2 separate regions of the Homo sapiens genome follow, and region 2 is linked to region 1. A link is a loop called in an ENCODE intact Hi-C map of the cell type or tissue named here. Cell type or tissue: PC-9. All regions are shown on one strand. Links, peaks and the distances in the headings refer to the core of each region. The heading gives the core; the rest is flanking DNA. Region 1 overlaps CCNJL (cyclin J like). Region 2 overlaps FABP6-AS1 (FABP6 antisense RNA 1).

Region 1 (2,904 bases), core at 253-2,752:
ATGAGAGTTTGCACAAAGAAATATCTGAAGAATCCAGGTAGAACCTAGTAGTACTTCTGTCTGAATCCTTCTAAGTGAGGGAATATGAGTGATGTTATTCTTTTTTTTTTTTTTTTTTTTTTTAGACAGAGTCTCGCTCTGTCGCCCAGGCTGGAGTGCAGTGGCACGATGTCCATTCACTGCAAGCTCCGCCCCCCCGGGTTCATGCCATTCTCCTGCCTCAGCCTCTAATTTTTTTGTATTTTTAGTAGAGACAGGATTTCACCATGTTCGCCAGGATGGTCTCGATCTCCTGACCTCGTGATCCGCCCGCCTCAGCCTCCCAAAGTGCTGGGATTACAGGCGTGAGCCACCACACCTGGCTGGTTATTCTTTTTAAGATTCATCAGTGAACATATAATTTATAATTAGTAAAAAGAAAAAGAAAGGAAAAGAAAAAAATGGAAAATTCCTTCTGGAAGGGGCTTTGCATTGTAGGAAGATGAAGTGGGATACTTACTGGGCATGGGGTGTTATTATGACAGGGCAGATTTTGTTAAAGGGATGATGTGGGGTTGCTAGGAAATCCTCAGGGATAAATTTTGAGCTGGGCCTTGTAACACAGTGGGTATCTAGTCTTTTTGTTTGTTTCCAAACTGAAAACATAGTAACTGAAGTAATAAAGTGGTTATGCATTGAGCATTTTTGAAAAATTCAGGCTGTTGAAAAGCATGATCGTGAAAATGCAAGATCTCAGTGCCCATCCCGACCTCTCCTCCGTAGCCACTGTTAATATTTTGATGTATCTTTTCTAAGTTTTTTCTAGCCCGTAGCTATTATGTTAAAAAATAATAATAATAATAAAGGACTGTGATGACAAAAGCAGGGGTTTTTGTAAGGTGGATTTCTTTTTCCCGGAACTCCACCATGGCCATCTGTCCATGCCTCCACCTGTTCATCTCTAGATACTCCTGCGGCAGATGGGCTTCCCTGAGTCAGGTGATCAAGGGCCAACAGCTGGGGAGGGAGAGTGATCAGGAAGCCTCTGCCCTTCCCTCCCCTCCCACCTCAGCCCCCTTCTTCTACAGCCTCCCCCTAGCCTTTCTGCTGCCCACACTCTCACCGCCTGTGGCCCTGCCAGGCATGCTGAGGGGAAGGTCACCCTGCCTGGCCAGGTTCCTGCCCGCCCAGCGCCTGCCTGATTGCTGAATGCCTGCCAAGCTCCTGCCTAATCTGGGGAGAGCTTTAGAAGCCGCCCTAGGGCAGGCTGCTCTTTTGTTTCTGGAATCCAGGCCACTCAGCAGAGGGGCTGGCTTCCTGCACTGCGCTGCTGCGGCCTTCAAGTGGACTTAGGTCAAGAGTGCCTGGGGAGGAATGCAGTCCCTTAGAGCAAAGCCCTTGTAATGAATGCCTTCCCTGCACCCCCTAATTGGGTTAGCGAAGTGATCAGCTAGATTCTCAAACTAAACAGGATAGGCATGCTGCAGTCCTACATTGTTATTTCCATGACAAAGAATCTCCCTTTTCCCAGTGAGGGGAACAAGCTGAGGCTCAGAGCTGCTAATTCTACTTGGTTTGAGGGCTCTGCAGAGGACACACTGACAGAGGCACCTCAGCTCAAAGGTAGAAAGCCTCATTGCACATTTCTCAAAGCAGGTTTCTTTGAAAGCCCAAAGAGCCTTTGACAGAGATAGATCAATTCAACTTCTCTGAGACTTGATTCCCCAGCTTGAGGGAAGAGGAAGGGCCACTAGGCTTGCTGAGCTGCTGTTAACACCAAATACTCTACATTTACGGCAGCGTGACCCCCATTTCTCAGATAGGGACACTGAGGGTCAGTTCACATGCCCAAGGTTGGTAAATAGTGGAACTAAGATTCCGACCCAGAACTGCCTGACCTCACACTCTGTAGGTATCAAGCTAATCCCCGGTATGTGGGGGCGGGAGGTGAGGTGGTTGGTACAGGGAGTGACTCTGTATTTATTCTTTCTTATTCGATACATATTTATTGAATGTCTGCATCTGTGCCAGCTACATAAATAAGTAAATTTTCGGCCACAAAGAGAAGACTACCAAGAGAATAAGGGGAACCTGATTTGGAATGATGGAGAGGTCAGAGAAGTCTTAGGAAGTGACATTTAAGTCAGTATTTGAGGGACAAACAGAAACAGGGAGAAAGAGCATCCCAGGGAGCCAGTGTTCTAGCTTCAAAATCCTGCCCTCTTGAGACCAGCCCCTTCCAGCACGCTGTACCTACTAACCCCTACTTGCCATATATTGCTATGCATTCCAGTGGTCCATAACTTTTCCTTTTTTCTTTTCTTTGCTTTTTTTTTGAGACAGAGTCTCACTCTGTCACCCAGGCTGGAGTGCAGTGGTACAATATTGGCTCACTGCAACCTCTGCTTCCCGGGTTCAAGTGATTCTCGTGCCTCAGCCTCCCGTGTAACTGGGACCACAGGTGTGCACCACCATGCCTAGCTAATTTTTGTATTTTTAGTAGAGACGGGGTTTTGCCATGACGACCAGGCTGGTCTTGAACTCCTGGCCTCAAGCGATCCGCCCACCTTGGCCTCCCACAGTGCTTGGATTACATGAGCCACTGCACCTGGTCCATAACTTTTTCTTTTATGCACCAATGTCTTTCTTTGAGAATCTGCTCAAGGCAAAGGACGCTTCTCCCAGGAACACGTACAGGAAAGACGTTCTTTGTGTTGCCTTGAGTTCTCTTCTCTCACTTGGCTCAAGGGAAAATCTAGAAGGCTTTGAGCTTGGCCAGTTGAGTGGGGAGGGAGGTCAAGACGTTGCCTATCTGACTTGTGTTTGGGGGCTTTGGACTGCACTGATGAAGGCAGCGTGGCCCGGCCAAAGGTCACTTGGCTAAGTCTAATTTCCGGCAGCTGCAGCCCACCAGACACCAAGGAT
Region 2 (2,904 bases), core at 291-2,790, 88 kb after region 1:
CAATGCTAAGGCCACCTTCCCCTCTCCCCACCCAAGGGCTAGGTTTGAAGGATTAGGTGTGGCCAGGCCAGGAGGAAGTGTGGAGCCATCCCAAGAGATGCCCATGGCAGGAGAACACAGATGAGACAGCTGGGGACAGTAACACAGACCTCTCCTCAAACTAAAGACTTGCCGGGTGCGGTGGCTCACGCCTGTAACCCCAGCACTTTGGGAGGCCAAGGCGGGTGGATCACCTGAGGTCAGGAGTTCAAGACCAGCCTGGCCAACATGGTGAAACCCCGTCTCTACTAAAAATACAAAAAATTAGCCAGGCATGATGGTGGGCGCCTGTAATCCCAACTACTCAGGAGGCTGAGGAAGGAGAATCTCTTGAACCCAGGAGGCAGATGTTGCAGTGAGCCAAGATCGTGCCATTGCACTCCAGCCTGGGCAACAAGAGGGAGACTCCGCCTCAAAAAAAAAAAAATAGAAAAAAAAGGACTCAACGGGCGTTTGCATCCTCTGCTGTTCCCTGCAGCCTCTGCCCACAACGGCAGAAAGAACTAGGGCCTGAGAGTTCAGAGGTCAGATGGGGATTCTGGGCCTAGGTCTGCCACCTCTGCTCAATAGGTGGCCATGGGTAGGCCACTTTCTTAAGAATAATGACTAACTGCAGGCACAGTGCTAAGCATGTTGCATGTGTGTTCTCCCATAATCCTAAGAGGCTGCCACTTCCGCAGCTTGAGCTCAGAGAGGTTAGGAAGGCTGTCTAAGGTCGTCCAGCTATTAAGCAGCAGAGATGGAATTTGAACCCAGACTTCACACTAGTTTCACTGCTGGAGCCTCAGTTTACCCCTTAGTGAGATAAGGCAGCCAGACTCTGCCTAAGCCTTTTCCATCACAGGACGTCCTGTGTGGTGCGCCTGCACGGTGAGTGGCACAGTCAGAGGGCCCCTGGCTGGGGTAGGTGGGAGGGATGTGGAGCCACCTCCGTGGGGAAGACCATGTCCTGCCCCACTTCTTGTAGGACGGCCTGTCTCTCCTCAGCAGTCCTTTCAGGAGGCTTCATTGCTCTGGGCTGGTGCGGGGGTTCAGGTTAGGCTGTGAACTCCCTAGTGAGCGGAGATCCCACTGGGACGCGTCTGTGTCCCTCCCCGCGCCGGACACTGGGGCTCACCACAAGATAGGCTACCATGCGGGTTTGCTAATGGAGACGAAGGAGGGGGCAGGGGATGAAGATAGCAGGGGGAGATGCCAGGTAGGGAGAGAGGGAGACAGGAATGGCAAGACAGAGAGGAAGTGCGAGGCCTCAGTAGGAGACAGCCGAGCCCCGCCCGCCGGCCCCAGGCCGACGGGGAGCCGGGATGCCGCGACCTGGCGCGCCCTCTGGTGGCCGGCTTGGCACGGCACGGCCCGGGGTGGCGCAGGAGGGGGTGAGCCCAGGGGGCCAGGGGGCTGCCCCGGTCCCCACCGCCATCGTCTCTAGGGGTGGCCGAACCTGCCACTACTCCAAGTGTCCGTCCTCTGAGGGAAGCCATCTTAGTAACAACAACAATGAGACTGTCACAAAGACAGTCACAGAGAGACAGCTGAAAGGAGGAAAAGGGCTTTGGAGCCATGACAAGTCTGTTATTAGCATCACAGAGAAAGGCGAGCAAGTCCCCCACCCAAGGTGTTCTCCCCACTGTGACCTGGGTCATCCTTTCATTTGCCTCAAATGACTTATTTCCAGCTTCACGGAGCTACCTGAGTCAGCGCCTGCATCTCCACCACCATCATCATCGTCACTGTCTTCATCGCCTCTGGGCTGGACCAGCCCCTGCCTGTGAGCTCCCTGGAGCCAGAGGTGCAAAGTCTGCAATGACACAAAAAGCCAGCACGCTGGGAGGGGCTCTGGAGACCATCTCATTGTTCATTCATTTGTCTATTCAATCCATTTTATTGACTGCTCACTGTGTGCCAGACACATGGGCCCTGGAGATACAGAAGAAACACGTGAGGTCCCTGCCCTCCAGGAATTAAGAAGATAAAGTCAAAAGTGCTGTAAAGAACAACAGGATGATGGGCCAGTATTTGAAGAGGTCGTTTTCAGATGGGGTGGGCAGGGAAGGCATGTCTGAGAAAGGAATCTTTGTGGACACCTTAATGCTTAGGACATGGGGCTGAGAAAAGCAGGCAGAGGAATTTCAGATAACGCCTCAGTTGGTAAAAAGCTAGGGGGATGGTGCAGGCAAGGAATAGAAGGAAGGACAGTGTGGTGGGAGTTTGGTGGTGAGTGAAAGAGGGGCCTGGGGACCGTGCACACTTGAAGGCTGTAGCCGGGCATCTGGCTTGGATTTTGAGGACTGAGGGGACCATTACAGGGCTTTAGGCATGGGGATGGCACGATCCAATTTACATTTTTCATGTCATTCCATCTGCTTCCTGGAGAACACATGATAGGAAGAAGGAACGTGGAAGCAGGGAGACCAGTGAGGTGGTAACTCCAGAAACAAAGAGGTGGCGGCTGATGGGGCGAGTGGGAGGAGCCTGACCCTGGTGGATTTTGGAGGCACAGAAGGCAAACCTGCTGGGGGATTGTCTGTGGGGGACAGGGAGAGCAAAGACTGGGTGCCTTCCTCTTCCTGCCTTCCTCTTCCCGCTTTGCACCCCTTCTGGCCTGAATCATCTCCCTCAGGTAACTAAGAGGAGGGGGCAAAGGACTCCAGACTATGTAGCCAGATATAGCCCCAGGTCCCCAGGGCTATATCTTGGGTCTGTGCAGAAACTAGGGACGTGGGGGCCAGAGGTATTTTTAGCCTTCTAGCTCTCTCCTTCTGTCTTCTGCAATCCCTCTCCCTACCCCCTTCCCCCTTCTTCTCTCCTTCTCCCTTCCCTCTCCAGCTCCTTCCCCCACCTCCTGCTCCTCTTTCTCTCTCTCTCACA

The links. Peaks named below come from ENCODE experiments on the same cell type or tissue, not always from the same donor. Only the 100,000 strongest peaks of a DNase experiment are listed, where the experiment ranks them.
Region 2: it touches region 1 in a loop (8-fold over the local background); 2 of 110 quality-filtered maps call a loop at or near these places.

Annotation. Positions count from the first base shown.
Region 1 is chr5:160,286,049-160,288,952 of GRCh38, reverse strand. All of the region lies in intron 2 of CCNJL (cyclin J like), which reads left to right. Among named protein-coding and RNA genes, the nearest start is that of CCNJL, 25 kb to the left of the region's middle. RefSeq lists enhancers at 1-549, 2,064-2,797, 2,798-2,904. In PC-9, for the core only: no CTCF peak of the experiment used is centred there; a DNase peak (open chromatin) is centred at 1,272; H3K27ac peaks cover 676 bases.
Region 2 is chr5:160,197,979-160,200,882 of GRCh38, reverse strand. It overlaps FABP6-AS1 (FABP6 antisense RNA 1), which reads left to right. Exons shown (of 4, transcript XR_941148.3): 3 at 1,712-2,656. It also overlaps a transcript of FABP6 not described here. Among named protein-coding and RNA genes, the nearest start is that of FABP6-AS1, 11 kb to the left of the region's middle. RefSeq lists a silencer at 1,238-1,597. In PC-9, for the core only: a CTCF peak has its summit at 1,400 (motif pointing left); no DNase peak of the experiment used is centred there; H3K4me3 peaks cover 552 bases.